6 separate regions of the Homo sapiens genome follow, and regions 1, 2, 4, 5 and 6 are each linked to region 3. The links are chromatin loops, found by intact Hi-C in ENCODE. Cell type or tissue: endothelial cell of umbilical vein. All regions are shown on one strand.

Region 1 (5,000 bases), 190 kb before region 3:
ACTGTGCATTGCTGGTTTCCAAGAAGCCATTGCCAAGTTAAAGTGAACCCTTTGTTGTCCTTTTTTTTTTTTTTTTTTTTGAGATGGAGTCTCACTCTGTTGCCCAGGCTGGAGCGCAATGGTGCAATCTTGGCTCATTGCAACCTCCACCTCCCGGGTTCAAGCAATTCTCCTGCCTCAGTCTACCGAGTAGCTGGGACTACAGGCACGCGCCACCATGCCCGGCCAATTTTTTTACTTTTTGTAAAGAAGGGGTTTCACCATATTCACCAGGCTGGTCTTGAAGTCCTGACCTTGTGATCTGCCTGCCTCGGCCTCCCAAAGTACTGGGATTACAGTCGTGAGCCACCGCATCCGACCTCATTGTGCTTTCTAAACCACTCCCGGGCCCCAGTTGGGAGACCCCGGTTGTACATTAGGTACAAATAACCCATCAGATAGGAATCTGCTCCCCGTACCCCACCCTACTCCCACCTGCAGCAGTGAAGCAAGGCCATCTTGAATTCATTTAAGAACAGAGATGAGAAGTGTCAAGTCAACAAAGTCTCTTTTCTGACATGTTTTGTGTTGGTGCTTATTATGTTTCCTGTGTGGTTTTGTTATGAGGACAAGAAACAGGCTACTCTACCTGAGAAAGAAAATGTCACCCGCATGTTGGAAATTCACCCTGACCCAGGCAGTGATAATAGCGTGCCACCGCTCGCTCACACCTCTCTTCAAAGTGGCTTCCTTGGCTTGGTCATGAGCTAATCTTTACCTTGTGGCTTTTTCTGAAAATAGACTTGTCAACACTCAGTCCGAGTCTGGCCCCCAGTCACTGGTTTTCTCTGTTGACAGGCTGCAAAGAATCATGCAGGAAGGGCTCTGTCCATGAATTCCCAATGGTCATGGGTGGTCAGCCAGCTCAGAGCTGATGGTTTGGGTGGGGGCAGGCAGGACACAGCCATAGTCTCAGCTCTTACTAGGGGTATTCGTTTTGTGACTCACATTCCCCCAGGTGCTCACAGCCTGTAGATACCCTTAGGGTCACAATAATTGTATTAATTTAGACTCCCTGGCTCTCTCCTGGCCCATTGACAAAACCTCTGTTCACTTCCAAAGCCCAGCAGTTGCAGCTGGGAGATCCCAGGAGTATCTCGTGCGGTGGTGAAGTGATCCGATCACACACCTTTCCTCTCCGGTGTGAGGCCCTCTGCTTTGAGGCCACTTGCATCCCAGCCATGTTCCCCCCCACCCGCTGCTTCCTTTGGGGAGAATGCCCCCTTGTGAGTCCACGCCCCCCTCAAGCTGCCAGGCCTCATGCATGGGGCCAGAGAGCTAGGGTGCAAATACCATGTGTAAAGGGAAAAGTGTCCTGACCTCAGCTGCCCTTGTGCCCTCAGGCCTGTGCCCACCGTTGGAGACAGGAAACACCTACCTCCACCTTGCCCTCAGGCAGCCCCTCCTGCTGGAGACCAGCTCCTCAGTCCTGTCCAAGTCCCCTGAGGGCAGCTGGGAAGCCCCTGTCTTTTTAGGAGAGGTCTCACTGTTCCACCCCCTCGTCTCTTCCCCCTTCCTGGAATGGAAATTTGTCTTCTGACGCTGCCACCTGGCAGCAGGCGATGGCTGTGGCGAGACTACTCAGAATGGCAGCAGCCACCAGCCCCGAGCTCTGATCACTCCCTCACCACTGCAGGATGGCGAGGCTCCCAAGCCTGCAGGACGAGAAAGGGAGTGTTGACCCATTTTACAGATGAAGAAACAGGCCTCAGAGAAGTGTGCAGTGCCTTTACTGGTGTCCCAGACCGCTGCTGGCAGACCCCAGATCCCATGCTTGTCACCTTCCTGAGCGCCTAGTGAGCTGCCTGACACAGAGGGCCCAGAGAATAGCCCAGAACAGTGCAGCTGCTGCTAGCCTTGGAAGCAGGTGTCCCATTGAGCTATAATTAGGCCCCTTGGTTTTAAAAACTGGTGTGGATTAAAAAGGCTCAGTGAGGGTAGGATGAAATCAATGATTATGGAAATATTGTGCTAAATTTAATGACAGTCGGCCCTGCTTTCAAATTGCTTGCTCCTGTCAGAGACATTTTATAAAAATTTTCCGTTGAGTAGTTGAGCAGTGTATCCAGCATTTCGGGGATAGGATGTGTTTTGTTTTTTGGTTTTTTTTTTTTTCTCTGTGAGGATGCCCAGTCATCCTGTTTTTCCTTTCTGCAGCAGCTGCACAGCCATGGAGGGAAGGCTCTGGAACCTTCTTCCTTGGGGAACTGGGTTTTATTGCCAGTTATAGCTTGGGTGCGTTTTTTGTTACTGTTTTTTATTGACTTCAGGAGCTGCTGTTCTGTGCTCGCTTAGCTTCAATTGGATTTTCCCAGAAGTGGCTTTTTCATTGAACTCTGCCCTCGTGTAACTGTCGTTACTTCTCACTATTTTCCAGGTCGTTCTTTGTTTCTAAGATAAACACCGTGGCTCCCTCGGACCACTCCAGGGCCCCCTGCAGCCCTCACTGCCTCCCTTCCCCCCAGGCCCTTTCTTGGATCTGTGGCTTGCAGAGTCTGCACCCAGTCAAGGGTTTGGAAAGATTCGGGAGACACAGAAAGGCCTACAACTGTTTGGATCTTTGTTTTCTAGAAATAGAGCACCCAGAGATCTTAAAACCCACTTTTGGCATCTGTAGTTCCGTTGGCACTCTATAGTTCCGTTGGCATTTTGCAAAGTCCTGGCACTTACGTGAGTGATTCAGGTCATCTACTATAAAGGATACAGTTTTTTTTTTGCATCTGCGTAGATACAATTTTGTGTCTTGTTTGTGCCATCTTGCCCCATTTACTGGGACTTCACCTCGGTAAGGCAGACTAGTGAATCTTAGGTGGATCTCTGCTAAAAGATCCCAGCCAAACTGCAGTTGCTTCAGAAACTGAATACCACAAGAGGGCAGTAAAGATTTGCAAATGAAAGATTCCATGACACCTGCACACAACAAACAGCAATCAACTGTTGCCTGGATGTCTTTACATTTTAGTGGACATAGAGATGAGATCACCACCTTGTGCTCCCCATTGCTTCTTGGCTTTAGAGGATCTTCAGTGTGCTGCAAAGAAGTCAAGGGTTTCCCAAGAGCTGGATGGCTCCTTCAGTCTATTCTTGCTTGCACTGGGCCCCAGCCCATTTTCTATCTCCCCGGGTTTTTTTTTTTAGCACCAGAGAATTACCCACTTCGAAGCCATGTTGCTGACAGTCTGAAAAACTATTTACTTTGATGATGTTTCTGAGTTCATGTGATTCTTGACCCTGCCACAGCCAACCCATAAAGCCAGTGTGGTGGTAATTCCAAAGGGGAGCATTCGAGCAGGAAAAGGAATAGGTTTCCAAAAATGATTAAGTGCCCAAAGTTCTCGAACAATGCTATGTCATGGCTGTTGCAGTGCGCACTGGGCCTTCCTCTAAGCCGGGCATCAGACGCAAGTGTGCCATCAGCTAGCTCCCTGGTGGGAGAAAAACATTGTTGCAGATGGAAAAACTTAAGGTCATTGGTGGGGAATCCTCATGTAAGCCTGGAGATTTAGCAATTGGGGAGAACGCGGTACAAGGGCAAACCGCCTTTCCAGGAGGTGTTTAGCAGGTGAGACAAGGCGTGCACCACCAAGATTAGCGATCCTAACAGATGTGTCAATTATCAACAGACAAATCTGGGAAACAGGGAAAAATTTGGTTGGCTGCAAAGAAAATCACACACCGGGATACTAGAGGTGAATATTATGTGGTATGAAAAGAACCAAGCACTTCGCAGTTTCCACATCTGGCAAAGTGCCAACACGTCAGGGTCCCACGTTTCTCCTTGGAGAATGGCTCAGTTGCCATGACAACGGAGGCCCTCTCGCTGCCTGTGAATTTATTTTAACCGTGGCAACAGCCAAAGTGGGTGTGTCCATGAAAATATTTCTTGTTAAGAAAACGATTGAATGTGTTGCCCTTACATTTTGCTCTGCTGAATACATACTTCATTCACCACCATTGTATGGCTGCAAAATTTCCTTTTCCTGTGCTGCCTGGCATAGCAAGCATTGTGGAAGAGCCTGAATAGTGATTTAATTCTAGTGCTCTTGAGATTCTTAATTGTCGCTGTTGTGATAGATTAAGAAGATACAGACATTGTACTGAAATCTAACTGCAAATGAGGATGAGTGATTTGAGAACCTGCGTGATACAGGGCAAGGGTCATCGAACTGCAATCCACAGCCCAGACCCCAGCGGCTGCCTGTCTTCACCATTAAGGCTTTATTGGAACACCTTCCCTCCTTTACTCACTTTTGCAGCTTTCGAGCTACAATGGCAGAGTTGGAGAGTTACAACAGAGACAGTATTTGGCCCACAAAGCCACAAATATTTACTATCTGGACCTTTACAGAAAAAGTTTGCTCACCCTCGATGTAGGAGGAAGAGCACTAGGTTCAAAGGCTGGAGTTCTGGATTCAGAGCTCAGGATGGAAAACTGATTTAGACATATCGCGGTGCCCCCTGGGCTCATTCTCCTCATCTGTAACATGGGCAGCCTTGATGAGACTATCCCCAAGTTGCTTTTGAATTCTAAAAGCTCTGTCATCCTCCTGCTGTTAGTCAAAGATTACAGCCCAGATGGGGCAACCTTAGCACAGGGAAACGTACGGGATGATCCAGCATCTAGTTTCAGGGCCTCTGTAGAGAACAGAGCGTCCTTCTCTTCCTCCACCAGCACTGCCACGAAGCGGCGCAGAGGCTGTGGTGAAGTTAGCTCTCTAGACCTCAGCATCTTCATCTGCATCCTAGGCAGGTCAGACTCCCCAGGGACCCTTCTGTGGCTGACAGTCTGTGGTTCTGAGGCCCTCGCTGCAGTTGCCAGCAGGAGAAAGAATGACTCATGCCTGTGATTTGCTGGTCACCTGTGATTCCCGCCTCCGGGAGAAAACTCCAAGTAGCAGGTGTTGACCCAGTTGTGTGGGAGGAATCACCCAGGCCCTTATTTCCAGGTTGCACTTACAGAT
Region 2 (5,000 bases), 180 kb before region 3:
CTGGGCAACATGGTAAAACCGCATGTCTACAAAAAAAAAAAAATTAGCTGGGTGTGGTGATGTATGCTTGTAGTCCCAGCTACTCAGGAGGCTGAGATGGGCGGATCACTTGAGGTCAGGAGGTTGAGGTTGCAGTGAACCATGATCATGCCACTGCACTCCAGCCTGGGCGACAGAGTGAGACCCTGTCTAGAAAAAAAAAAAAAAATTCCAAGAAGGAATGTGTGTTAAGTTCCCCAGAAGCTGACGTAGCCCCATGGTTTTGAGAAGTTCATTCCTGAAGGGATCCCAGGAGACATGGGTGGGGAGTAGAGATGGGAGCCAGGTAAGGGTAGGACCTAGCCAAGGTTGTGTTCTCAAGCTGATGACCACTGTGGGCAGCTGGAGCTCGGTCTTCTTGTGAGCTGGAAGAACATTCTGGAACAGGCTTCCTGTTCCCATAACTCGGGCACCTCGGGCTCCCTCTGCAGGAGTGGTCTGAATGGAACCCTCAGGTGTTCGCAGGTGTGCAGGACAGAAAGCTCAGGTGTTTGCAGGTGTGCAGGACAGAAAGCTCAGGTGTTCGCAGGTGTGCAGGACAGAAAGCTCAGGTGTTCGCAGGTGTGCAGGACAGAAAGCGCAGGTGTTCGCAGGTGTGCAGGACAGAAAGCTCAGGTGTTCGCAGGTGTGCAGGACAGAAAGCTCAGGGGATACGGGTGGGGCCCTGTCTGCTGCAGGTTGGAAATTCCAGAGAAACCAAAAGGAGGCACTTGAGTTGGACTTTGAAGGTGAACAGAACAGCAAGACCCCTGCCCTCCCAGACTTGCAGTCAGGTGGCAACGGTTTCCGGGAAGAAAGCTAACTGGGAGAAGGAAGGAGTGTTGGGGTTTCAGGAAGACCACTGTGGAGGATGACTGTGAACAGCAGAAGAGGGAAGGGCGGAGCTGGCGTCCCAAGGCAGGAGACAGGTGGGAGCTTGCGGCAGGCTGGCATGGCTGGGACCGAGGCGGAGGGAGTGGTGGGAAATAAGCCGAGAGACAGAGCAGAGCGAGTGTCCTCCTCAGCCATCAAAGCACTCAGCCTTCTCTCTGTCGTGTGGGAAGCCGGTGAATCCAGGACAGGACCACTGTCTTTTTTTTTTTTTTCGAGACAGGGTCTCACTCTATCACCCAGGCCAGAGGGCAGTGGCACGATCTTGGCTCACTGCAACCTTCGCCTCCTGGGTTTAAGCGATTCTCCCACCTCAGCCTCCCAAGTAGCTGGGACTACAGGCGCCCACCACCACGTTGGCTAATTTTTGTATTTTTTGGTAGAGACGGGGTTTCACCATGTTGGCAGGCTGGTCTTGAACTGCTGACCTCAGGTGATCCTCCTGCCTTGGTGTCCCAAAGTGCTGGGATTACAGGCTTGAGCCACCGTGCCTGGCTTCTGCTGTCATTTTAGCAGTAGCCCGCCAGCGAGAGCAACGGGACATCTTTGGGGAGGGGTTTTGCTGCCCGTGGGCTAGGGGAGGTCCCCAAACGCTGGTGGGACCTCGACCTCAGCTGGTGTCCAGGCTCTTGATACTGCCACGGGAAGGAATTCAAGGATGAGTCAGAAAATAGTGAAAAATATGGAGATTTATTGCAAAGTGACCAGTACACACTTGAGAAAGGGAAAGGCAGGCATACTCCAGAGAGAGTGGCGTGCAAGGGGGTTTGGGGCCTGCTACCTTTATGGGCTTCTTTAAGGGGTGGGATATTCCTGAAGATTCCCAGAAAAAGGTGGAGATTTCTCAGAAATGTGGTGCCACCTGTTTTTACACTAAATATTGGTGTTCCTGGAACGGCCGTGGCACTGGTGGGTAGAGGATTGAGGATGTTAATGAGTGGACAGTGAGGTCCCAGGTGAAACTGGGTCAAATCCAGCACCATGTTGGGTCCAGTTGGTCTTAGCCAGCTTGGCCCACATCCTGATGTTTAGGGTCTTGTGGGCCCCTAGCTTATGCAGTTATTTCAACATTTTTTTTTCTTTTTTGCTAGTCCCGTGAAACTGCTGCCTGGAATTTTCTGTTCTCCTGCTACCACCTTGTATTATTCCTGTTTGAGTTTTCTTGAAGAAATAGCAGTTGAGCTGGGACCTGAAGAAGTGGGAGAGGTCAGCCAGGCTAGGGATGGGGGAGAAACGGCAGGCCAGGGAAGGCTGGGTCTTCAGGAAGACAGAGGAGGTGCTGGCCAAAGGTCTGGAGGTCAAGCCTCGCGCTGCATCTGATCTTGCCCTGGCGCCCTGCCCACCTGGAAGTCCTATATGGTTCCTCGTCCCCCTGCCCTCAGGCATCCCCCACCCCCAGTGATGTAGCTGCTCGGATATCCACTGGCTGTCTCCCTCAACCCCAGCATTGATTAGACCCAGACTGAAAGTGGGACTTGCTCAAAGCCGGCCCAGACCCCTGAGGTTGCCGTACCGTGGAGTTTCCTACCATAACAGAGCTGCTTTCAAAAACTCAGCATTGGATGGCTCTGTGTCCTTTGGCAGCAAGGCCTGCAGGTGGCAGCGTGGAGATGGCTCAGGGAGTGTGTTCTGTAGTGGAAACAGAAGTGCTGCTCTTGATTGGGGGAGCAAGGGCGTGAAGATGCTGGGTCTGCTCTGATCTCAGGGCTGGCTTGGGCTGGGGAGAAATCTATTCTGACCCTCTGGGCCAGGCCACTGAGAAGCTACCTCTCTGATATGGACGTGGTCAGCCTGCCCTGGACCCCACACACCGGTCTGTCTCCTTCCCAAACAGCTGCCTGTTCTACCAGCCTCCAGAAACTCAGCTCTGCTTCCGGCTGAAAAGAATCTGCCCAGGCAGAGCAGGAAGCGTGTGGCGTCCTCTGCCCAGCTCCACCTTGTGCGAGCAGGTGTCTCCTTTGTGGATATTGCTCTCAAACCTGGTGATTGATTTGAGACCTGAGGCCAAGGTCATATTGCAAATAAGTTCAGAAGTACTTGAATGTAAAAATGCTTCTGTCAGCCTTTAGCCTGACTGTGAGCAGTGTCTCATGCTTATAACCAGACTAATATGATAACATGAAACTCACAAGGCCGTCGTTAGGTTATGTCTGCAGTTGAGGCGGTAGATGGCAAAGTGTGTAAAAAGGCCCCCTGCCTATCTGGAGGCTCATCACTGCATCAGCCCACATCCCCTGACTGTGGTGGTGACTTGTCAAAGGAGGAAGGCGGAATGACTGTCTGGGAATGTCAGAGGAGTCCAGCATAGCTGGGTAGAACTGCGTGCTACAGTTGGAAACTGGGCATTCGTTGGTAGTATGAACCGCAACTTCACCCAGGTGAAAGTAGTTTTTAACTGTTTCAAGCATCTCAGATCAGCAAGTCAGTTGTGTTTGGGTGTTTTCAGATGTTATTGTGAATCCTGAGAAAATACGATTAATCTGTGCCTCTTTCTGGTAACTTTTTTCTTATTCTAAGTCAGAAGTGCAGAGCAGGGTGGCATAGTCGGTATTCTCATCTCAAATTTGCACTTCCTATGTATTCTTTTAAATTTAGACACAACCAATTGGGTGCGGTGGCTCACACCTGTAATACCAGCACTTTGGGAGGCCGAGGCAGATGGATCAGGAGTTCGAGACCAACCTGGCCAACACAGCGAAACCCCATATCTACTAAAAATAAAAAAAAATTAGCTTGGTTTGGTGGTGTGCACGTGTAATCCCAGCTACTCAGGAGGCTGAGGCAGGAGAATCGCTTGAACCCAGGAGGCAGAGGTTGCAGTGAGCTGGGATCGCACCACTGCACTCCAGCCTGGGTGACAAGAGTGAAACTCTGTCTCAAAAAAATAAAAATTAAAAATTAAATGTAGACACAGCCTAGGAAGTTTCTCAACTTAGAATCATTGCCGGGGCCAGTTTTTAGAGGACTGGGCTGGCCCTGCCGAAGTGGGCAGGCCAGTATGTGTAGCATCACAGTTCATGTTTTATCTTTATGGGCCTTCTACGTTTCCAGTGGCCCCAAATTCACAGGTGTTTCCACTACATGCTGCCAACAAAGGCAGAGCTCAGCCGTGTTTCACACTTTCAGTCTGGAAGCAAAAATATCAGGGCCATCTCTCCCTCATGTTTTAATGTCTCTGGTCAAATGGGGGCACTCAACTCATCAGAGCATGTTCACAAGCCCTGAGACTTGATCCCTGTATGAGCGAGTTATTCTTTTTTTTTTTTTTTTTTTTTCTGAGACAGAGTCTCACTCTATAGCCCAGGCTGGAGTGCAGTGGCACAATCTCACCCACTGCTGCCTCCGCCTCCCCAGTCCCAGTTCAAGCAATTCTCCTGCTTCAGCCTCCTGAGTAGCTGGGATTATAGGCATGTGCCACCATGCCCAGCTAATTTTTGTATTTTTTTAGTAGAAACAGGGTTTCACCATGTTGGCCAGGCTCGTCTTGAATTCCTGACCTGGTGATCCACCCACCTCACCCTCCCAAAGTGCTGGGATTACAGGTGTGAACCACCATGTCTGGCCACAAGCAAGTTATTGTTATCGGAGAAAAGCATCACCCAACAGCACAGCATCTGATAAGCACATTTGGGCTTCAGTTCTGTATTTGTTCAGCCAGAGAGCTGAGTGCATGTCCTGTGCCAAGCACTGTTAGAGTTGGGAATCTAGACACAGCTGGCAGTGTCACAGGGTGAACCCCAAAATTGGGGTTCAGCCTAAGAGGCCACATGGGTTCTTGGCTTTGGGCGGGAGGGAATTCAAGAGCAAACCTACAGAGTAAAGTGAAAGCAAGTTTATTAAGAAAGTAAAGGAATAAGAGGGTGGCTACTCCATAGGCAGAGCAGCCCTGCAGGCTGCTGATTGGCTATTTTGGTGGTTATTTCTTGATCAAATGCTAAACGAGGGGTGGATTATTCATGAGTTTTCTGGGAAAGGGGCAGGGAATTCCTGGAACTGAGGATTCCCCTTTCACACCATGTAGGGTAACTTCCACATATTGCCATGACATTTGTAAACTGTCTTGGTGCTGGCGGGAGTTTCCTATAGCATGC
Region 3 (5,000 bases):
AAAGATAATTAAAATTAAATCGATTTTTTTAAAAGAAGAAACACCAAAAACCCACTGCAGTTCAAACACACTTACCTGGACAGAAAATTTTTAGGGAAAAAAAAAGATAGCTGCAATACACACACACACACACACACACACACACACACACACACACCCCAAATGCCAAGCTTCTGAATGCAGAGCAGGTGTGTCCCACCGGGAGGACATTGCCATCAGGAGGCTCTGGCTGATAATTAAGCTACAAACATGTACAGAGGCATGGCTGTAGCCAGAGAACATTGTAGATCATTAGGAAATTTCACCTTCTCTAGCTAAGGAGAAGAAAAATGTGGAGAATCTAGCAATCGCCTCCAAAAGCTTTCGCTTAGTGCCAGTACAATCTAAGAACAAGGAAGGGGTCAGAGAAGGGCCATGACAGAAGGAGAGGCCAGGAGGGGGCAGGCCCCGGGCACAGGGTTTGAGCCCCTGTGTCTGGGACTGTGGGAGAGGACTCGCTGATAGCAAGTTACTGCTGGCAGAGTTCCCATTTTTTCAGCTCTTGCCCCTGGATCTGGGAATGTGCTGCTCACTTCCTGTAGTCTTTCTGCCTTTGAGAATGAATTTCTAAACAGTAAAGATCCAGCTCTATGAATTCACCAGCCATGACTTCAAAACAAGTTTCCCGACTTCAGAGAGGCACACCTGTCATTGACTTGGGGGGCCATTTAGGGAATCAAGTGCCCCTCACTAGGGCCCAGCTGGTTGGCATGGAAACCCTCAGTGCACAGATGCAGGCTCTGGCAGGTTCTGGCATATTCTGGGGCAGAGCAAACTCCCCCGCTGTTCTGATGCAGCCCATCTTGGCGCCCTGGAGCCTGTCCATGGCTAAAAGCCAAACCACGTCAACGTTGAGATATTTTCCACCAGCACGTTATCACTCAACAAATAATGGGAATGCTAGACATTGAGTAAATAAATACGAATTTGAACAGGGGACCTAAAGGGTTTGCTGACCAGTGGGGTCTGTGGTCAGGGAAGGCTTCCCTGAGGAAATGATGCTTAAGCCCAGTCCTGGATGAATGAGTGAGGGCTCCCCAAGGAAAGGTCTTGGACAGAGGATTTCATGGGACTGTCATGGGAAAGGCTCTGAGGTGGGCTTGAGAAACTAAGAGGAGCCCAGGATAGCAAGCAGGAGAGTGGAAGAACATAAGGGGTGGAGGCTATGGTTGGGGTGAAAATGCAGGCGATAACTGTTGTGCCCGTTACTTGGCATTTTTTAAAGGGGGCAGGGGTGATGAGCACGGTTTTTCATAAAAACAGTCAACTCCTGCCAGGTGTGGTGGCTCACACCTGTAATCCCAGCGCTTTGGGAGGGCGAGGCAGGCAGATCACCTAAGGTCGGGAGTTCGAGACCAGCCTGGCCAGCATGGTGAAACCCCGTCTCTACTAAAAATACAAAAATTAGCCAGGGATGGTGGCAGTTGCCTGTAATCCCAGCTACTTGGGAAGCTGAGGCAAGAGAATGGTTTGAACCCAGGAGGCGGAGGTTGCAGTGAGTCAAGATCGCACCATTGCACTCCAGCCTGGGCGACAGAGTGAGACTCTGTCTCAAAGAAAACAACAACAACAACAACAAAAACGGTCAACTCCAAACTTCTCCCAATCCAGACAGACCAGTTCACAAGGGCCTAATGTCTTTCTCTACCAGGTAGAGAACGGCCTGATGAAACAGTGGCTATTTTCCCCAACTGCTTACATGAGAACACAGAGTCTTGGAGAATCCAAATAACTTGCCCCAAACCAGGAGGCCAACATGTGAAGGATCCTCAGATTTGGAATAAGATTTGTCTGACCTAATTTCCGTCCTGGCACAATTTGCGTGCCGCCTGCAACTGAGTTTTCGTTGAAGGGTCACTCACTCCGCCATTGAGTGATATTTATTGAGTGGCTACTGCATGCCAGAGGCTGTTCTAGGCAGAGCCCCGGCCCTTGAGGAGCTTATCTTCTGGCGTGGGGATGAGAGGATGGAATGCAAGAACCACAGAACACACACCCATCACAGGCGTAGTGCAATGATGAAGATGCAATGGGATCAGGTGGAGGAGACTCAGGGGAGGCCTGAAGACGTGACATTTGGGTTGAGACATGAATGGCAGGGGACATTTGTGGACTCCATTAACAATAAGGGTTGTGATTAGGTTCAGAAAATGGCGGCTTAATTCACATGCATGTGAAATGTGGCACGGAGCCATGGTCAAGGTCGCCTCCTCAGACGCAAAGGGAGACGCTCCCTCTGGTGTCCAGATCCAGCAATTGCAGGGATTGAGCCGGCAGAAACTCAAAACTCGGGGTGTATTCCACATCCGCAGATACACAAGAGAGATACAATTCCTTGCATAACCCCCTGCAATTCAGAGGCAGTACGATGAGTGTTCTTAAGCCATAAATCAGTAAACATCCCCTAAATAAATAAATAAAAATATCTAAACTTCACGTAGATCTATGCCTGCACATGCCATATTTTTTGCAACATCTAGGTATCACTTGTGATCTTAATATCAACCTTTTTCCTGTAAATCAACTTGTTTGCTAAGATACATTTCATTTAAAAGAAAAATCTTTTGCCACCTCCTACAGTAAATGGAAATCCAATATCATGCACCAAAAAAGTAGAAGATAGCCATAAGACTAATCCACGCAACACCAAATCACATGGTTTGATTTCTTCTGGACCTCAGGCCTGGCTCTGTGTTTGTTACAAGGGGGAGATCAGAAAGTGTGGCTGGGGTATGAGAGATAAAAAAGCAAGACTGAGGCTTGCGTTAATTAAAGGGCCTGAAAGACACTGAGAGGAGAATAATTTTCTCATTGGGAGATTGGTTATTATTTAAGGTCATGCTCCTGGGTCCCTAAAGTTCTGGGGTGCAATGCCCTGGGGACTCCAAAAACTCAAGACTATGCATGTTTTCTTGTCCAGGCACGGAGTTGACAAGGAAGACTGGAAAATGGCCCTGGTGACCATAAACCAACTCCCACCCCTCACTCCCCCTCGGGCCCAGAGTGGTTAATTGAGTATTAAAGGATCACACAAGGAATGATAAACCTGAAGAGAAATGGGGTCTCCTGATTCCCACTCCAGTGCTCTTTCTCTGCACCTGGGGAGGCCAGTGTCATCCGTTAAATGCAATAAAATCCTCCTTTTTTTTTTTTCTGGACGGAGTCTCTCTGTTACCCAGGCTGGAGTACAGTGGTGTCACCTCCGCTTCCTGGGTTCAAATGATTCTCCTGTAGCCTCCCGAGTAGCTGGGACTGTAGGCGCACACCACCATGCCCAGCTAATTTTTGTATTTTTAGTAGAGATGGGGTTTCACTGGTCTTGAACTCCTGACCTCAGGTGATTCACCCACCTCAGGTGATCCACCTGCCACCCAAAGTGCTAGGATTACAGGCATGAGCCACTGCACCCAGCCATTTTCTTTTTTTTTCCCTTTTTTTTTTTTTAGACAGGGTCTTGGTTGCCCAGGCTGGAGTGCAGTGGCATGATCTTGGCTCACTGCAACCTCTGCTTCCCGGGTTGAAGCAACTTTCCCACTTCAGCCTCTTGAGTAGCTGGGACTACAGGTGCATGCCACCATGCCTGGCTAATTTTTGTGTTTTTTGGTAGAGATGGGGTTTCACTATGTTGGCCAGGCTGGTCTTGAACTCCCAACCTCAAGTGATCAGCCTGCCTCAGCCTCCCAAAGTGCTGGGATTACAGACATAAGCCACCGCACCCAGCCAAAATCCTCCTTTCATACAACTATGTTTCATCCTTTGAAAGCTACTTCACAACAAATCTGAGTTATACGTATGACTCTGAGTACTTCTTACTAAGTTTGTGCATCATGATTTAGTAGTCAAGGGGGAAGTAATGGAGAAGTGATTATACAAACATAACCTCCCAAAGTAGAATTTTCAGAGAAGTTACCATGTGCAATTGTTCTCCAGAATTCATCTCACGGCCTAATTCCTCATCATTCTGGAGAAACAGGTCTTTTTCTGATCCACTTGGAGACTTGAGACTGGATGGCGGCTGGAGGAGGCTGACCAGACGGTGACCAGGACCAGGATGGGATTTCATAGCAGGCAGATGTAACTCACCAACACGCTGCCAGTGCCAAATGTCCCTAATCAGTCACTTGCCAATTGCCATTTTTAGCCCAGACTATACATTTCCAAATCCTAAGGATCTGCTTATAAAACCTGATTGGAAATGAGATCAGGAAGAGCAGACACAATGTAAGAAATTGGGAAGCTCAAGCTGGGATTCCCAAGACTGAAGAAAGCCAAGTTGTTTTCTGAGCATGGGGACACCATCCGGACCAAGAGTGGGTCCTTCCCACCTTCCCTGGGACCCCTCCATGGGAGACAGTGGAAATCAGCATGCTGGCAGCCTGGATAATGAGATTTCCACTTCTCCCCAGCTTCATCTGCTCTTCTGTCTGCTGAAGCTCTCAGCTGGAAACACAGACCCTAAAGGGACAGTGGCCTTGACTTCCTGGTGGGGAAAAGGGTGAAAGGCCTGGTTAAGAGATTGCTTTGCTACAACATCTGGACCAGAGCTTTTGAGCTTTCTGAACTTAGAAGGTGCAGACCTTGTTCTTACAAGGCCCACATCCAAGCGATTATATGGTTAGTAGGTGCTGCTTGAGAACACACAAACCCACTAAAATTTACTATTGGATTTCATTGGACTGTGGAATAAATGTGTAGTTTATTCATCACAACAGCTTCTACCCAACTGTGAAAACAGTCATCTGTGCACATTTGAGATGCAGGGTTATGCTCTGTCTGTGGGGGCAGCTTGTCCACGTGAACTCTGAGACTCTGACAGCTGGTCACTGTCCCTTTGGAGTCTGAGGTCCACTTCCTGGGAGTCTCTTCTGCTTTAGATCATTCATACAAATAGCATCTATAATGCAGAGACATGGGGACTGGGCTCCACACCCCACCCTCAGCAGTCATTGATGTTTGAGCTT
Region 4 (5,000 bases), 51 kb before region 3:
CAACCACAAGTTTTCATTTTTCTAGGAGTTCCACCTAGGAGTAGAATTTCTGGTTGTGTGGCAAGAGCATGTTTGACTTTACAAAAAGCTGCAAAACTGCTTTCCAAAGCAGTTGTACCATTTTGCATTTCTACCAGCAACATATGAGAGCTGCAGTTTCTCCAAACCTTCTCCAATATTTAGTATGGCCAATCTTTTTAATTTTAGCCATTCTAGTATGTGCGTAATGGTATCTCATTGTGGTTCAACTGAAACTTTGATGATGAAACTAAACAGATTAAGAGTATATATGTAAGACAACAAAAGCAAGCTATGTCCCAGTAATGCATGGGTTGTTTAACATTACAAAATCTATAAATATAATTGAAATAAGCACATTATTTCAATAAATGCAGAAAAACATATGGTAAAAATCAATATAATTATAAAACAAACAAAAACAAAAACAAAACCTCTTTGCAAACAGAGAACTTCCTTACCCTGATAAGCTGTATTTTCAACAAATATCATATGTAACGGTAAAATGTTAGAATCATTCTCTTTCAAATTAGACAAGAATATCACTATCATCACTTTTATGTCATCGAGTCCCTAAGTGCACCAAGACAAGAAAAAAATGAGGTATCAGAATTAGAATGAAAAACTACAAAACTGTCAATATTCACAGGCTATATGCTCATCCTCATAGAAAATCCAAAGGAACATTATGCAGCAAAGTTACTAGATGCAAGACCAACATATGTAAATCAATAATAGTACAATACATTTAATTTAAATTTAAATTTAAGAATGTCTGAAAAGTTAGCATTAAAAAAGTGAAAAGGCCGGGTGCGGTGGCTCACGCCTGTAATCTCAGCACTTTGGGAGGCCGAGGCGGGTGGATCACAAGGTCAGGAGATCGAGACCATCCTGGCTAACATGGTGAAACCCCGTCTCTACTAAAAATACAAAAATTAGCCGGGCATGGTGGCGGGCACCTGTAGTCCCAGTTACTTGGGAGGCTGAGGCAGGAGAATGGCGTGAACCTGGGAGGCAGAGTGCAGTGAGCCGAGATCGCGCCACTGCACTCCAGCCTGGGTGACAGAGCCAGACTCCAACTCAAAAAAAAAAAATAGTGAAAAGATTGGGAGGCTGAGGTGGGTGGATCACTTGAGGTCAGGAGTTCGAGACCAGCCTGGCCAACATGGTGAAACCCCATCTCTACTAAAAACACAAAAAATTAGCCAGGCATGGTGGTGGGCGCCTGTAATCCTAGCTACTCAGGAGGCTGAGGCAGGAGAATTGCTTGAATCTGGGAGGCAGAGGTTGCAGTGAGCCAAGATCGCGCCACTGCACTCCAGCCTGGGAAACAAGAGCAAGACTCTGTCTCAAAAAAAAGAAAGAAAAAAGAAAAGAAAAACTGTAGACTGTGCAGAACGTTTCAGCACATACATATGGCAAAATATTAATATCCACAACACCTCAAGAACTCCTATAGATGAATAAGAAAGAAGATGAAGAATCCAATAGAAAAAAAAATGGGAAAAAGACATGAACAGGCATTTCACAGAAAAGGGAAGAGAAAAATAGCCAAACATAAAAAGATACCCCATATCACCGGCAATCATAGAAATGCCAGTTGAGATGACAATGGAATATCATTTGATTCTCACTGTGATTGATAAAATTTAAGATATGTGACAATACCAAATGTTGGTGAGGATATGAAGGCCTGAGAATTCTTACATACTGCAGGTGGTAGAACTACATTGAAAAACAATTGGCGTTGCCTAGCAGAATAAAGCCCATTTCACCCCTTAAACACCCCCCAATACAGGGATCATGTTATTGCCACCGTTTAATATCTTTACTGAATGAGACTCAGAAAGCTCAAGTGTCTTGTCAGAGTTCACATAAGCTGCAATGTTCCCGATTCTTTTCTTTTTTCTACTCTCTTAACAGGCAGCGATTCTCTGAGCGGCTTTGCGGCAGGAATGGGAACCCTAAATCTGCCCTTAATTGGCCCCAGGCCCGGGGCCTCTGTCCTGGCTGTGCCTTCAGGCTCTTCAGGTCTCTGGGCCGCACCACCATGTTCAACCGACAGGGGGCGACCTCTTCCCTGGTTGGGCATTGCCCCTTAGCTCCAGGAAGACAGCTCCAGGAAACTCCTTAATTTTAAAAAGAGGAATGATCATTATGTCATTAAATTAAAAAGTTGTGCATATGTATTTTTTTTTGAGACAGAGTCTCACCCTGTCACCCAGGCTGGAGTGCAGTGTTGCGATCTCGGTTCACTGCAACCTCTGCCTCCAGAGTTCAAGTGATTCTCCTGCCTCAGGCTCGGACCACGCCTGGCTAATTTTTGCACTTTTAGTAGAGACGGGGTTTCACCATGTTGGTCAGGCTGGTCTTGAACTCCTGGCCTCAGGTGATCTGCCCGCCTTGGCCTCCCAAAGTGCTGGGATTACAGGCGTGAGCCACCGCACCCGGCCATGCATATGTATTTAAAAAAATCAAGGAAAAGAAACTGAAGTAGAAAGGATAGACACATTCATCCACAATCCTATTATCAAAGTAACTATTATTAATATTTTTACACTCATCATCCCACATTTTAAAAGATTCTTTTTTAGGAATTAGCAAACAAACTATTGATGCTTTGTATCCCAACATTTTGTTGTTGTTGTCGTTTAACATTACCTTGCCACATTTTCCGTCAATGACTACATAATAGTCCCTTGAGTGGGTAAACCATAGTTCCTATAACTCTTCTTTGCAGAGAGGCATGTTGGTGGCTTTGAGCACTGTGCTATTATCAACAACAGTGAATCAACATTTTTGTGTATTTTGTACTTGTGTTTATATTTTTTAGTAGCAATTCCCAGAAGTAGAATCACTGGAACCAAGAGAGATGAAAATGCTTAACGCTCAACCAAATTGCTTTCCAAAAGAGTGAAATACTTTTATGCTCCTGCCAGCAGATAATGGAAGTTATTGTTTCAGAGGTGAAATTTTTTAAATAATTAAACTTTTGATTTTGAGATACTGTAGATTCACATGCAGTTGTTGGAAATATACTGAGAGACTCAATGTAGTTTTTTACCCAGTTTCACCCAATGGCAACATCTTGCAAAATTATAGTACAAAGGGATATCCTGGTAACCAAGATGCTGACATTGATATAGTCAAGGATATAGAAAATTTCCAACATAACAAGGATCCCTCGTGTTGCCCCCCCGCCTTTTTTTTTTTTTTGAGACAGAGTCTCGCTCTGTCGCCCAGGCTGGAGTGCAATGGCGCTATCTCGGCTCACTGCAATCTCCGCCGCCCAGGTTCAAGCAATTCTCCTGTCTCAGCCTCCCGAGCAGCTGGGATTACAGGTACATGCCACCATGCCTGGCTACTTTTTTGTATTTTTAGTAGAGACAGGGTTTCACCATGTTGGCCAGGCTGGTCTCAAACTCCTGACCTCAGGTGATGCACCTGCCTCAGCCTCTCAAAGTACTGGGATTACAGGTGTGAGCCACCACACCTGACCTCGTGTTGTCCCTTTATAGCCACACTGGCCTCTTCCTCTCTCCCCTCTCTGTCCCTGACCCTAACAACCACTAATCTGTTCTCCATTTCTTTATTTTTGTCATTGCAAGAATGTTATATAAGTGGAATCATGAAGTGAAGTTTTAAAGAAAATTATCATCAAAAACAAATAAACTTATCAATAGAAGAAATATAGAAAACACATTTTTATTTCAATTTTTAAGTTTTTTTTTTTTTTTTTTTTTTTTGATAAGGTCTCACTCTGTCACCCAGGCTGGAGTGCAGGGACACTACAGCCTCCTCCTCCCCGTGGCTCAAGGGATCCTCCTACCTAGCCTCTCAAGTAGGTGGGACTGCAAATGCATGGGCTATCTTTAGATTTTTTGTAGAGACAAGGTTTCACTATATTACCCAGGCTGGTCTTGAACTCCCAACCTCAAGCGATCCTCCCACCTTGGCCTCCCAAAGTGCTGGGATTATAGGCATGAGCCACCTTGCCTGGCCTGAGAACACGTTTTTAAACTGGCTGGTCCGTACACCAGCACTGTCCAATAGGAATGTAATGCAAGCCACATGATGTAACTGAAAGTTTTTTATAGCCACTCTAAAAAAGTATAAAGACACAGGTTAAATTAATTTTAATAATATATTTTATTTAGCCCAATATGCCATTTCAGCATGTGATCAATGTTTTTTAAATCACTGAGATAGTTTACATTCTTTATTCATACTACATCTTAGAAATCTGGGGTATGTGTTCATACTTACCGCATGTCTCACTTTGGACTTACCACGTTTCCAGTGCCCAAGAACCACCTGTGGCTGGCTAGTGGCCGCCATATTGGGAAGCTCCGCTCTAGTCCAGATTAGACCAAAATCAGATCATGAGTGCATGGTCTGCATATCTTTAGGCCTGTGGGGGACCTCACATGGGCTAGTGGCTCTTAGCCTTGGCTGCACATTAGAATCAACTGAGAGTTTTACAAAACACTAATATCCGGTCCCAGCCCACTCCATCCCACCCCCAGAAGGTCACATATAGTTGGTCTCAGAAGCAACTCAGCATTGGGATTATTTTAAATCCCCCCAGATGACACTCATGGGCAGCGGGAATTAAGGACCATTGATATATGGGTTTGGGGTTGGGTTCTATCCAATCCTGTCTGGGCATGGGCTCCTGGGAGAGGTCATGGGCACACCATGCCTTTTCTCCTCTCAGTTCCTTACCTGACTTCTTGGAAAGCAGACACTTTCCTCTCTAGCAGCTTCTGGGAGGTTCTGGGCTTTCTGGCCTTGCAACATCCTGCACCTCCCCGGCCCACCCCAAATCTCTGCCTCCTTCATCTAGAGGCTGGTTTTAGACTGGGGTGCACACAAGCTTCCCAACCCATGAGTGCCATCTTCTGAGGCCCAGTATTTTCCACCCTGGGCTCAGCCAGCCTGGTGGTCAACCTTGCCTCCTTTCTGGACCCGGGAGTGAAGAC
Region 5 (5,000 bases), 710 kb before region 3:
ACAGAAGCATACATTTCAGTGGAAGAAATCCAAGATGATGGAACTCCAACCTTGAAAACATTTGAACATGTGACCAGTGAAATTGGAGCAGAGTAAGCTGAGGAAGTTGGAGTTGAACACTTGTTACGAGACATCAAAGACACAACACAACGGTGGGCACTCTGTCCCAGCGGATCACAAACCGGGTCCATGGTTTGAAGGGACCGAACTCCAAGCTTCTGGATATCAGGAGCTACCTGGAAAAAGTAGCCACAGGCAAGCTGCGCATCAACCACCAGATCATCTACGAGCTGCAGGACGTCTTCAACCTGCTGCCAGATGTTAGCCTGCAGGAGCCTATTAAAGCCTTTTACCTGAGGACCAATGACCAGATGGTGGTAGTGTACTTGGCCTCACTGATCCATTCTGTGGGCCTCACTGATCCATTCTGTGGTCGCCCTGCACAACCTCATCAACAACAAGATTGCCAACCAGGATGGAGACAAGAAAGAAGGGCAGGAGAAAAAAGAGAGCAAAAAGATAGAAAAGCTGACAAGGGGAAAGATAAAGATAAGGAAAAGAGTGATGTAAAGAAAGAGCAGAAAAAGTAAAACGTGTATTAAATAGCTTTTTTATGCCTGTAATCCCAACATTTTAGGAGGCCAGGGCGAGTGGATCACCCAAGGTCGGGAGCTCGAGACCAGCCTGACCAACATGGAGAAACCCCGTCTCCACTAAAAATACAAAATTCGCTGGGCATGGTGGCACATGCCTGTAATCCAGCTACCCAGGAGGCTGAGGCCAGAGAATCGCTTGAACCTGGGAGGCATAGTTTGAAGTGAGCCAAGATCACACCATTGCACTCCAGCCTGGGCAACAAGAGCGAAACTCCGTCTCAAAAAGATAAATAAATAAAATTAAAAATTAAAAGTAAAAAGTTTTCATGGTTTCAAAGTTTCATTTCCCTTATAAGGAAATTGAAAAATACTGGAAAGTTTAAAGAAGAAAAGACTTATGTGCAATCCTGCCATTAAGTAATAACTACTATTAACATTTGTATATATTTACTCAAATTTTTATATCTATATTATCATTTTTAATATCTACTTATTATGTCATCATATGGATATGATAATTTTCTCAATTACTCTCCTGTGTTTACCAATTCTTGCCCTTATAAATAATGTTGCAATGAATGCCTTTGATTATATACATCTTGGTTGAAATTTTAGCTCTCTCCATAAAAGATATTCTTATGGGCATTATAAAAGCATTAAGGCTTTTGATCAGTACTGCCAAATCACTTACTGGAAGTATTTTTCAAATTGCAACTTCACTCAATGGTCTGTGCGAATGACTGTCTCACATTAATGGTTTTTTAGATCTGTGCTAATTGTGTGTAAAAAAAAAAAGCATCCCTTTTTACTTTGCATTTTTCACTATTAGAGAAGTTGAAATATTTAAATATCTCTATTAGTCTTTTATTCTTCTGCAAAGTATCTCTTTTGTCCTTTATCTATTTTTGTGGAACTTTATATATAGTTATATGGATATATTAGACAGATATAAGTATCTTCCATATTTTTAATTTATTGTTTCAAAATTAGCAATATGCATAAGCTAACATTCAAAGCAATCAAATTTCCGTGATTCACCATTTTGCATTATTAAGATACTCCATCATTAGAGTGAAAAATGTAAATGACTTTTAGCTATCTAGATGGAAAACAATTTGTAAATACCAAGAATTGTAATTATTATATAAACACATTAGAGACAAATATGAAAACAATCCTGTACCTGGTAAATTCCTTAAACTGAATGGTAAGTAATGCAGAACTTTCTATTTACAGACCACAGAAGTATAGATTATACCACAAATGAATGCATTATAGGCCAGGCACAGCGGCTCACGCCTGTAATCCTAACACTGTGGGAGGCCGAGGAAGGCAGATTACTTGAGCCCAGGAGTTTCAGACCAGCCTAAGCAACATAGCGAGACCCTGTCTCTATTTTTTTAATAGAATAAATAAATAAATACAGTATAAAGATTGCAGAAACTAAGAATGAGGAGGCATATTTTCTTTTTTTCACTACTAAGAAAAGAGTCACTGCCTTTAGCACAGTGACTTTGGATTTCTTCCTTATGCTAGAACTAAGCAATATTCACCATTTCATTCCTCCTTCTGCTGCTTTTTCTATCTTAGCCTCTTGGGCAATTCATGCTATAGGATATTAACAGAGATAAACTGGCTACTCTTTCTCCCTTCCCTTCAGTGATATACATATTGCCATAATGCCCTAGCCAGTATCCATAAAAACTAGCAACCTAGGATACTTCCAAGCCTTGAATATACAACAATCTTTTCTACCAACTTGTTTCAGGAGTAGGCTGTAAAACTCCAACTTTAGAATGCAAATATTTCCAGGAAGCTACTGGGAAAAATCATAGCTTAACTAGCAGTATAAAAATGGTACGAAAGAAATCATTCTGAAGTTTAGATATCTGGTTCTGTCATTTATTAGCTTTGTGACCTCGGTAAACTAAGTTACATAATCTTCCTGAGCTTCAGTTTATTTATTTTCCTTATGGGATGATTGGGGAGATTGAATTAACAGAGGTGAGATATGTAGAAAAATGTACCCAGTGCCTGACACAGGAAACTTCAATATGAGGGCTTCTTTTCTTTCCCAACTGTTTTGCCAGCACTTTGGAAAGGAATAGATGCCACTAGGAGGCAGCAATGGCACACAAAGAACTAATTATCATGTGCACGTGCATGCGCAGACACACACACACACACACACACACACTCACATGCATACGCATGGGCACATACACAAAGCACACACACTCAAACCACATACACAAATCCACATGCATGCCACACATACCACATATATACTCACACTCACACAAAAGCAACAAATATTTGCACAGCAACCACATACACACCCACACACAGGCATACTGGCACACACATGCACACAGCTCAAGTTGTTTTCTTTCCTTTTCTTTCTTTCTTTTATCTTTTTAATCTTTTATTGAGAGATTAAAGCAGGGAATGATCCTCAGGTTAATAGATAGGAAATGTCACTGAGGAATAGTACTTATTATTAAGTTTGGGGCACAGGAAAGAGATCCTATATATTGAAAGATTGGTCCATGTATTAGAAACGAGAGAATTATGTTATAAACTTCTTGCAGAAATATAGCATAAGAGATACGTGAAAACATTGATTCCTTTGCATTTAGAACGCCGTCCTGCCATAAACCAAGAGAAAAAAGACGGTCATTGAGAAGCACCTTCAGGGACCAACTTGTCTTGGAAGAAGACCTCCCTAGCCATGTGCATTTATAGAGTGTATAGTTATATAGTTATATGCATTTGTAGAGTTACAGTTATATAGTATAGAGTTCATTTAGTCTATGATTGCTAGGTGAGTAATATTACTTTGGGAAGATTCAGTTCAACTGTGCAAAAATAGAGGATGGGCGGGGCGCAGTGGCTCACGCCTGTAATCTCAGCACTTTGGGAGGCCGAGGCGGGCGGATCGTGAGGTCAGGAGATCAAGACCATCCTGGCTAACACGGTGAAACCCCGTCTCTACTAAAAATACAAAAAATTAGCTGGGCGTGGTGGCGGGCACCTGTAGTCCCAGCTACTCGGGAGGCTGAGGCAGGAGAATGGCGTGAACCCGGGAGGCGGAGCTTGCAGTGAGCCGAGATTGCGCCACTGCATTCCAGCCTGGGAGACAGAGCGAGACTCCATCTCAAAAAAAAAAAAAAAAAAGGAGGATGATAACCAGCTCCTTATGGTTGTGGTTCTTTCTTCACTAGGCTACCTGTGGCGGTTAGTACTTCCTGTACCATCTCCAGTAGGGGGAGATCACCGCAAACTATGGCTAGGGAGGGTACGGCACAACTGTGATGACAGGCAACCTGGTGATCAAAGCATTTAAGAAGAAAAACACTTGAAAAAGGGAATCTACTTATGGCACAAAATAGACCACATAATCACTAAATAGAGGGGCTGCAATTGGGCAGTTTCTACCGATGGACTCCTCAAATCCAAATTGCCTCTTCCAATTACAAAAATAGCAGATTTTTATTTCTGTGAAAATACGATTAAATGAGAGGAATCAGGACTATCGTCTAAGCTCTAAAGTCTGCTCTGATTATTTTTCAGTGATCCAAACCTATCCAGCCCCCTAAAATGCCTTCCAGTGAACAAAATGGCACAAAACACAACCTTCAACAAACTTGCCATATCCCAGGAGCTTCTTTGTAGAATAGGCTGGGGAAGGGAGGAGTGTTGGAAAAGTGCTAAGGGTTTAAAACAGAAGTGCTGAGGTGTCAAAGTTAGGCATGCTGACTATCTGGTGCTATCAAAATGCAGACCTAATTATTGTGTATATGAGTAGTGCATGTGTACATAAATATGTGTATGTATTTCCTAGCTCTGTCTGTTGAAGAAGACCTAGAAGCAGTGATGCCTCTGTATCAATGAGCACTACACCCAGACACAATGCAGACCTTGATTTCTTTTTTTTTTTTTAAGACGGAGTCTCACTCTGTCACCCAGGTTGGAGTGCAGTGGTGAAATCTCGGCTCACTGCAAGCTCCGCCTCCCGGTTCACATCATTCTTCTGCCTCGGCCTCCAGAGTAGCTGGGACTACAGGCGCCCGCCACCGCGCCCGCCACCATGCCCGGCTAATTTTTTGTATTTTTAGTAGAGACGGGGTTTCATCGTGTTAGCTAAGATGGTCTCGATCTTCTGACCTCGTGATCTACCCACCTCAGCCTCCCAAAGTGCTAGGATTACAAGCGTGAGCCACCACGCCCGGCCCAGACCTTCATTTCTAAACACCGTTATCTTCAGTTCATTGGGGAAATGGCTGAGGTTTAGAAAGCTGAGGTTTACAAATTATGACAAGCTTGGAGTATTGTGTTTTAACCAAAAGCATGGTGGTGCACACCTGTTGTCCCAGCTACTGGGGAGGCTGAGGCAGGAGAATT
Region 6 (5,000 bases), 1.7 Mb before region 3:
GATTGGACAGCGGGTTGCGATTAAGGGCTACGCGGTGAATAAAACAGCTCTTAAAAGTTGCATAGGAAGTCCTCACAGGAGAAAAAAATCAAGTGGTTTGCCAAACCACTCATTATACCCCTCCCCTTTAGCCCTCAACTTCCTCAGAATTCAATTAGTAGATAAGAGCCCCTGACTTGCTTTTAACCTCTGACAACTTATTTAGCCCATAAATACTGGGGTTGCTGACTCATCTCTGCACACTTCTACAAATGAATGTTGGGTGGGTGCATGGCTGAAACCTAGATTTGCTAATCCCCGTAGGGAAAACACAGAGCTTCAATACTTAAAGACCATTGCTCATTGTAGATTTTACTGAATCTATTCCACTGGGCTCACAAGAGTCACTCACAAAGGGCTAAGAAAAATTTTCCCCCAGAATGTAAGTGAGAGAGTCTGGTCCTTTCTTGGAAGAGTGAGTGAGCTGTTAACCTGATGCCTTTATTTGCAATGCTGATCTAAAATGAGATGAAAGGCGAAGCAATCCACACCCTTAGTTTACTACCAGCCAATGTCAAGAAATAAGGAGAATCTCAACCCTAGGTTTGTATATCAGTGTTTAAGGGTTCCTCTCCTAAGCCCCCAGGGTCCTAAAGAGAAACTAAGCCCACATGGAAACTAAGATCCACATGGATAGAGCGTCAATGACAGAAGGCTCCAGAATCCACTGGTTGGATTAAATAAAGTCCAGGCTATAGTTCAGTAATAAATAGACCTCAGAAGGGAGGAAGTGGGTTCAAACATGACAGAGTTTCTGTCTGTAACACAGAGTTGCCTAAAGGCAGTAGGGCAGTCCAGGTCATGGGCTGGAAGTGAATGGAGGCCAGGGAAGAGAAAAAAAAATCCAACAACCAATAAATTTTTTTATCTTGTTGCTCCACCCATCCCCTGGTCACAAGTATGATGCTCCTCCATCTTGTCTGGACATTAGAATCCACTGGGGAAACTTGAAAGATCCCGCTGTCCAGGGCACACGCACAGAGCTGTGACACTGGGATTTTTTTTAGCGCCTCTCCCAGGTGATGTCTATGTCCAGGTGAGCTTGAGAACCACTGCCTTGAGGTAGTGATTGAAGCTGGTTCACCACCCCTACACCCATGCCCATACCCAGGGGATAACTGAAAAAGAGGCAATGGTGGGAAGGTGGCTTCATCTTAAGTTCACAACCAGGAAGTAGCATGGGTCATTTCCATTCACATCCCATTGGTTGGCCTTTGGTCACATGACCATGGCTAGCTGCACGGGAGTCCGGGAAATGTAGTCTTCAGTTAGGCCAGTTTGTGAGTAGTTAAACTTCTAGAGATTTAGCTAGAGGAAGGAAGATGGGGAGAGTGGATATTGGCGGACACTTGGTCTCTCCCACAGTGGAATTATTACACAGTTTTGGGGGTAATGGGTTACACTAACATAACATAACGTAACATAACATAACATAACATAATGCAAGAGGTGGGGCAAGAGGAGACGGGAGTGACCAGTTAGTTTCTGTTTGGCCAATATTTGGTAAATGCCTATAAAATGTAGCTATGCTGTATTCCATGGTTGGGTGCTTTCCACTTGCTCAAGGCTGAACACCGGCTAGGTGTCAAACACCAAGTGAGGTCCTGGGAATAAAGTTGATTCCCTCATGGAGGTGCTATCATTGCTTGAGGAGCAAGCTGGGGGCATTGGATCTAGTCCATGTTGGGGGAGTGCAGGGCTGTGGGCTGTGGGAATCCTGCCGCCTGCCTTTCCAGCTTGGAACAGCTCCTTGATTTCCTCATCTGTGAACTGGGAGTAACAATTTGACCTTCTTCACAGGGCTGCTTGGAAACCTATAGAGTGATATGGATATAACTGTGTTGGCTGCTCAGAACCTTATGTAGTGCAAGAAAAAAACAGTTTTGTTTTTTCCCCAAGATGCTCCTTTAAACCTATGCTGCAAGTTATTTCTTTTCCTAAACCTGGATGAAAACTCTGAGAAGTCCCATAACTTTTCTGGTCACTTTTAGATAATACAGATCCTCCAGGTATGATCAGTGACAAGGACAGTCTCCATTTAGTTCTGTATGCAGTTCAATGTTAGTGTAATAAGCAAAACTTGGAACTTCATTCAAAGGTAAGGTTCCTTCCCTCCTTGGGCTTGGGCTGTTGCAGCTGGGATGTCTGCAGGGGGGTCGGAGGGGGGACCCCGGAAAAGCAGAGGTAGGGTGGGAGAACAAGGAGGTTCTTAGTTGACTAACACATAAACCATTCAACATGGTGCTCTTGGGATCCCCCTACTGGCTCTCACTTAGGTAGAGGGTTTCCTAGATTTTTGAGGCCTTCTAGCCTGATATGGTTTGGCTCTGTGTCCCCACCCAAATCTCATCTGGAATTGTAATCCCCACATGTTGAGGGAGGGACCCGGTGGAAAGTGACTGGCTCATGGGGGCGGTTTCCCCCATGCTGTTCTCACGATAGTGATTGAGTCTCACAAGGTCTGATTGTTTTATAAGTGTTTGGCATCTCCTCGGGCTCTCTCTCTTTCCTGCTGCCTTGTGAATAAGATACTTGCTTCTCTTCTGCCTTTTGCCATGATTGTAAGTTTCCTGAGGCCTCTCCAGCCATGTGGAATTGTGAGTCAATCAAACCTCTTTTTAAATAAATTACCCAGCTGCAGTTAGTTCCTTACAGCAGTGTGAGAATGAACGAACACCACTAACAGGGTGAAATCATTGAGTCTGAGAGGAGGCAGGGCTGCTTCCTGCTTATTTGCTGAGGAAGAAAAGAAGAAGGCCAATGATTCATGAGCTGGGAAGGCTGAAGGAAGCCGGGATCCGGGGATACTTCATGCCTCACACACCCCAGCTTCAGAGGTCAGCCCTCCCCTCTGGGCAGCTGTCACCTCCTCACACTTCACCAGAAGAGGGAGTCCTAGGCTCACAGATCCCTAAAGAGAGGCGGCTGGGAGTTTCTTGTTAGCATTCAGAGACCTGTGTCAGAGAAGGGAGAGGGGCTTGAAGAACGGTGCCTTCCTTTTTGGAAAGCCAGATTGGGGTGTGGGGGTAGCAGGATAAGCTGGCCAAAGTGGGGACCCATGAGAGAGAAGCATCTTGTCTACCTGTGCAACCCTGGGTGACTGTGGGGCCCTTATGTGGCTCTCCTGGCTATTGTGAGCTTATGGGGACCAGGGATGGGGAGGCTGGGAGGAGGGAGGCAAGGCTCTGTCCCTAGTGGCTTTGAGTGAGGGTTGGAACCCTCTGCAGAAAATCTCCAGCAGAAAGAAAGAAAACCCCCTCCCTCTCCTGCCGACTGCGGCCAGAAGAATCCCACTCTCGAAGGGCATTTGTGTCAAGCTCTGACTCCTAGGACTGGAGGCCCACGAAGCCTCATTCATTTTTCTTTTTTAGAGACAGGGTCTTGCTCTGTCACCTAAGCTAAAGTGCAGTGGTGATCATAGTTCACTGCAGCCTAGAACTCCTGGTGATCCTCCCACTTCAGCCTCCCAAGTAGCTGGGATTACAGGCACTTGCCACCACACCTGGCTAATTTTTTAATGCTTTTTGTAGAGATGGGGTCTCCCTGTGTTGCCCAGGCTGGTCCTGAACTCCTGGGCTCAAGTAATCCTTCTGCCTTGGCCTCCCAAAGTGCGGGGATTACAGGCATGAGCCACTGTGCCTGGTCCCTCATTCATCTTTGACGACAACCTGAGGGATTACAGCTCCCCTGCTGAGGGGGTGAGGCTTGAGCTGGGGCACCCAGAGGGACCAGAATGGGGTGGCATGTAGGGGGGATAAACGGGATCAGAAAACAATCTTTTAAACTATTCAGCTGGTAGGAGAGACCTGTGTATGGCCTCATGAGAGGCGACTGAGGGAGGGGCAGTCTCTTTTTCTTCTGGGAAGAACAGAATGAGAGTATTCATGGACTCCTGGGAGTGGGGGGAGTATATTTATTAGGGACAGCTGGCTTGGGATATTGGCTCTGGTTACAGCAGCATCAGCTATGTCTAAGGAGGGGCGGGAGCCTGCGTGCATAGAGGTGCGCGTGTGCACACAAGCGCCCAGGGCCACACTCTGGTCCATGCACAGTCTGGTCCATGCAGGCATGGACTGTCTGTGTGGCGCATGCATGGAGCGCTGTGGCTATGCGCCTGGTACTGGCACAGGTGTCAGGGGAACACTATGCCACCTCTAATACAGCGGTTACTCCATGGGAACATGGAGAGGCTTGTGGAAAGCATCACCAGGATGTTTGTGAGAAGCTCTATGCTTTACGAAGCGCACTTCTGTCTCCCTGACCCATCATGTTTAGGGAAAGGGGAGCGCAGTGTGTTAGACGAGGCAGCTGGGGTACGGAGGGGCTAAACGAATGTGACCAAAGTCATACTCTGGGCTGGTCCTGGGCACATTACAGCAGGTCTCCCTACAGAGCCTTTAGAAAACGTTTTCACAGTCCATCTTCTAACTTTTGCACGCTTTATTCCCTCACCTTAACCCGTAGGTAGCTATCAAGTTGTTTTGTCGTGAAGGACTCCATCATGGGGAGTTAGGGATTCAGACAACCACAGCTTACAGGCCTACATTTAAAGATCCCCTCGTGAATTCCTGCTCACATTTAGTCCTCACTACAGTGTTGGGAGGCGGGAGACCACCTTCAGTTTGCAGATGTGATTTCCCCACTTACAAGTGGTAGAAACACTCCAATTGAAGCCTAATGCCATTTATTCTCTCTTTCTCTGTATATACACACGTTATATATTATGTATGTAATCTATATTTAAATTTCGGAATTTTGGCCAACCACAGTGGCTTACGCCTATAATCCCAGCACTTTGAGAGGCCAAGGCGGACAGATCACCTGAGGTCAGGAGTTTGAGACCAGCCTGGCCAACATGACGAAACCCTGTCTCTGCTAAAAATACAAAAATTAGCTGGGCATGGTGGTAGGTGTCTGTAATCCCAGCTACTTGGGAGGCTGAGGCAGGAGAATCGCTTGAA

Evidence for each region. Peaks named below come from ENCODE experiments on the same cell type or tissue, not always from the same donor. Only the 100,000 strongest peaks of a DNase experiment are listed, where the experiment ranks them.
Region 1: a loop joins it to region 3, with 24 times the contacts of the local background. A loop is called at or near these places in 105 of 110 quality-filtered maps.
Region 2: a loop joins it to region 3, with 11 times the contacts of the local background. A loop is called at or near these places in 106 of 110 quality-filtered maps.
Region 4: it touches region 3 in a loop (8-fold over the local background); 4 of 110 quality-filtered maps call a loop at or near these places.
Region 5: a loop joins it to region 3, with 18 times the contacts of the local background. A loop is called at or near these places in 20 of 110 quality-filtered maps.
Region 6: it touches region 3 in a loop (4-fold over the local background); 3 of 110 quality-filtered maps call a loop at or near these places.

The regions. Positions count from the first base shown.
Region 1 is chr17:66,712,990-66,717,989 of GRCh38, forward strand. The region is part of intron 8 of PRKCA (protein kinase C alpha); the gene reads left to right. Among named protein-coding and RNA genes, the nearest start is that of MIR634, 72 kb to the right of the region's middle. RefSeq lists enhancers at 814-873, 1,504-2,200. In endothelial cell of umbilical vein, a CTCF peak has its summit at 2,903 (motif pointing right); DNase peaks (open chromatin) are centred at 2,922 and 3,902.
Region 2 is chr17:66,725,618-66,730,617 of GRCh38, forward strand. The region is part of intron 8 of PRKCA (protein kinase C alpha); the gene reads left to right. Among named protein-coding and RNA genes, the nearest start is that of MIR634, 59 kb to the right of the region's middle. RefSeq lists an enhancer at 4,724-5,000. In endothelial cell of umbilical vein, a CTCF peak has its summit at 2,505 (motif pointing right); a DNase peak (open chromatin) is centred at 2,504.
Region 3 is chr17:66,904,591-66,909,590 of GRCh38, forward strand. No RefSeq gene overlaps it. Among named protein-coding and RNA genes, the nearest start is that of CACNG4, 58 kb to the right of the region's middle. In endothelial cell of umbilical vein, a CTCF peak has its summit at 2,285 (motif pointing left); DNase peaks (open chromatin) are centred at 561, 881 and 2,231; H3K27ac peaks cover 1,411 bases.
Region 4 is chr17:66,853,326-66,858,325 of GRCh38, forward strand. The region is part of intron 1 of CACNG5 (calcium voltage-gated channel auxiliary subunit gamma 5); the gene reads left to right. Among named protein-coding and RNA genes, the nearest start is that of CACNG5, 21 kb to the left of the region's middle. In endothelial cell of umbilical vein, a CTCF peak has its summit at 2,085 (motif pointing right); no DNase peak of the experiment used is centred here.
Region 5 is chr17:66,198,094-66,203,093 of GRCh38, forward strand. It overlaps the pseudogene PSMD7P1. Among named protein-coding and RNA genes, the nearest start is that of CEP112, 8.5 kb to the left of the region's middle. In endothelial cell of umbilical vein, a CTCF peak has its summit at 2,714 (motif pointing right); a DNase peak (open chromatin) is centred at 2,728.
Region 6 is chr17:65,228,976-65,233,975 of GRCh38, forward strand. No RefSeq gene overlaps it. Among named protein-coding and RNA genes, the nearest start is that of RGS9, 94 kb to the left of the region's middle. In endothelial cell of umbilical vein, a CTCF peak has its summit at 2,914 (motif pointing right); DNase peaks (open chromatin) are centred at 96 and 2,916.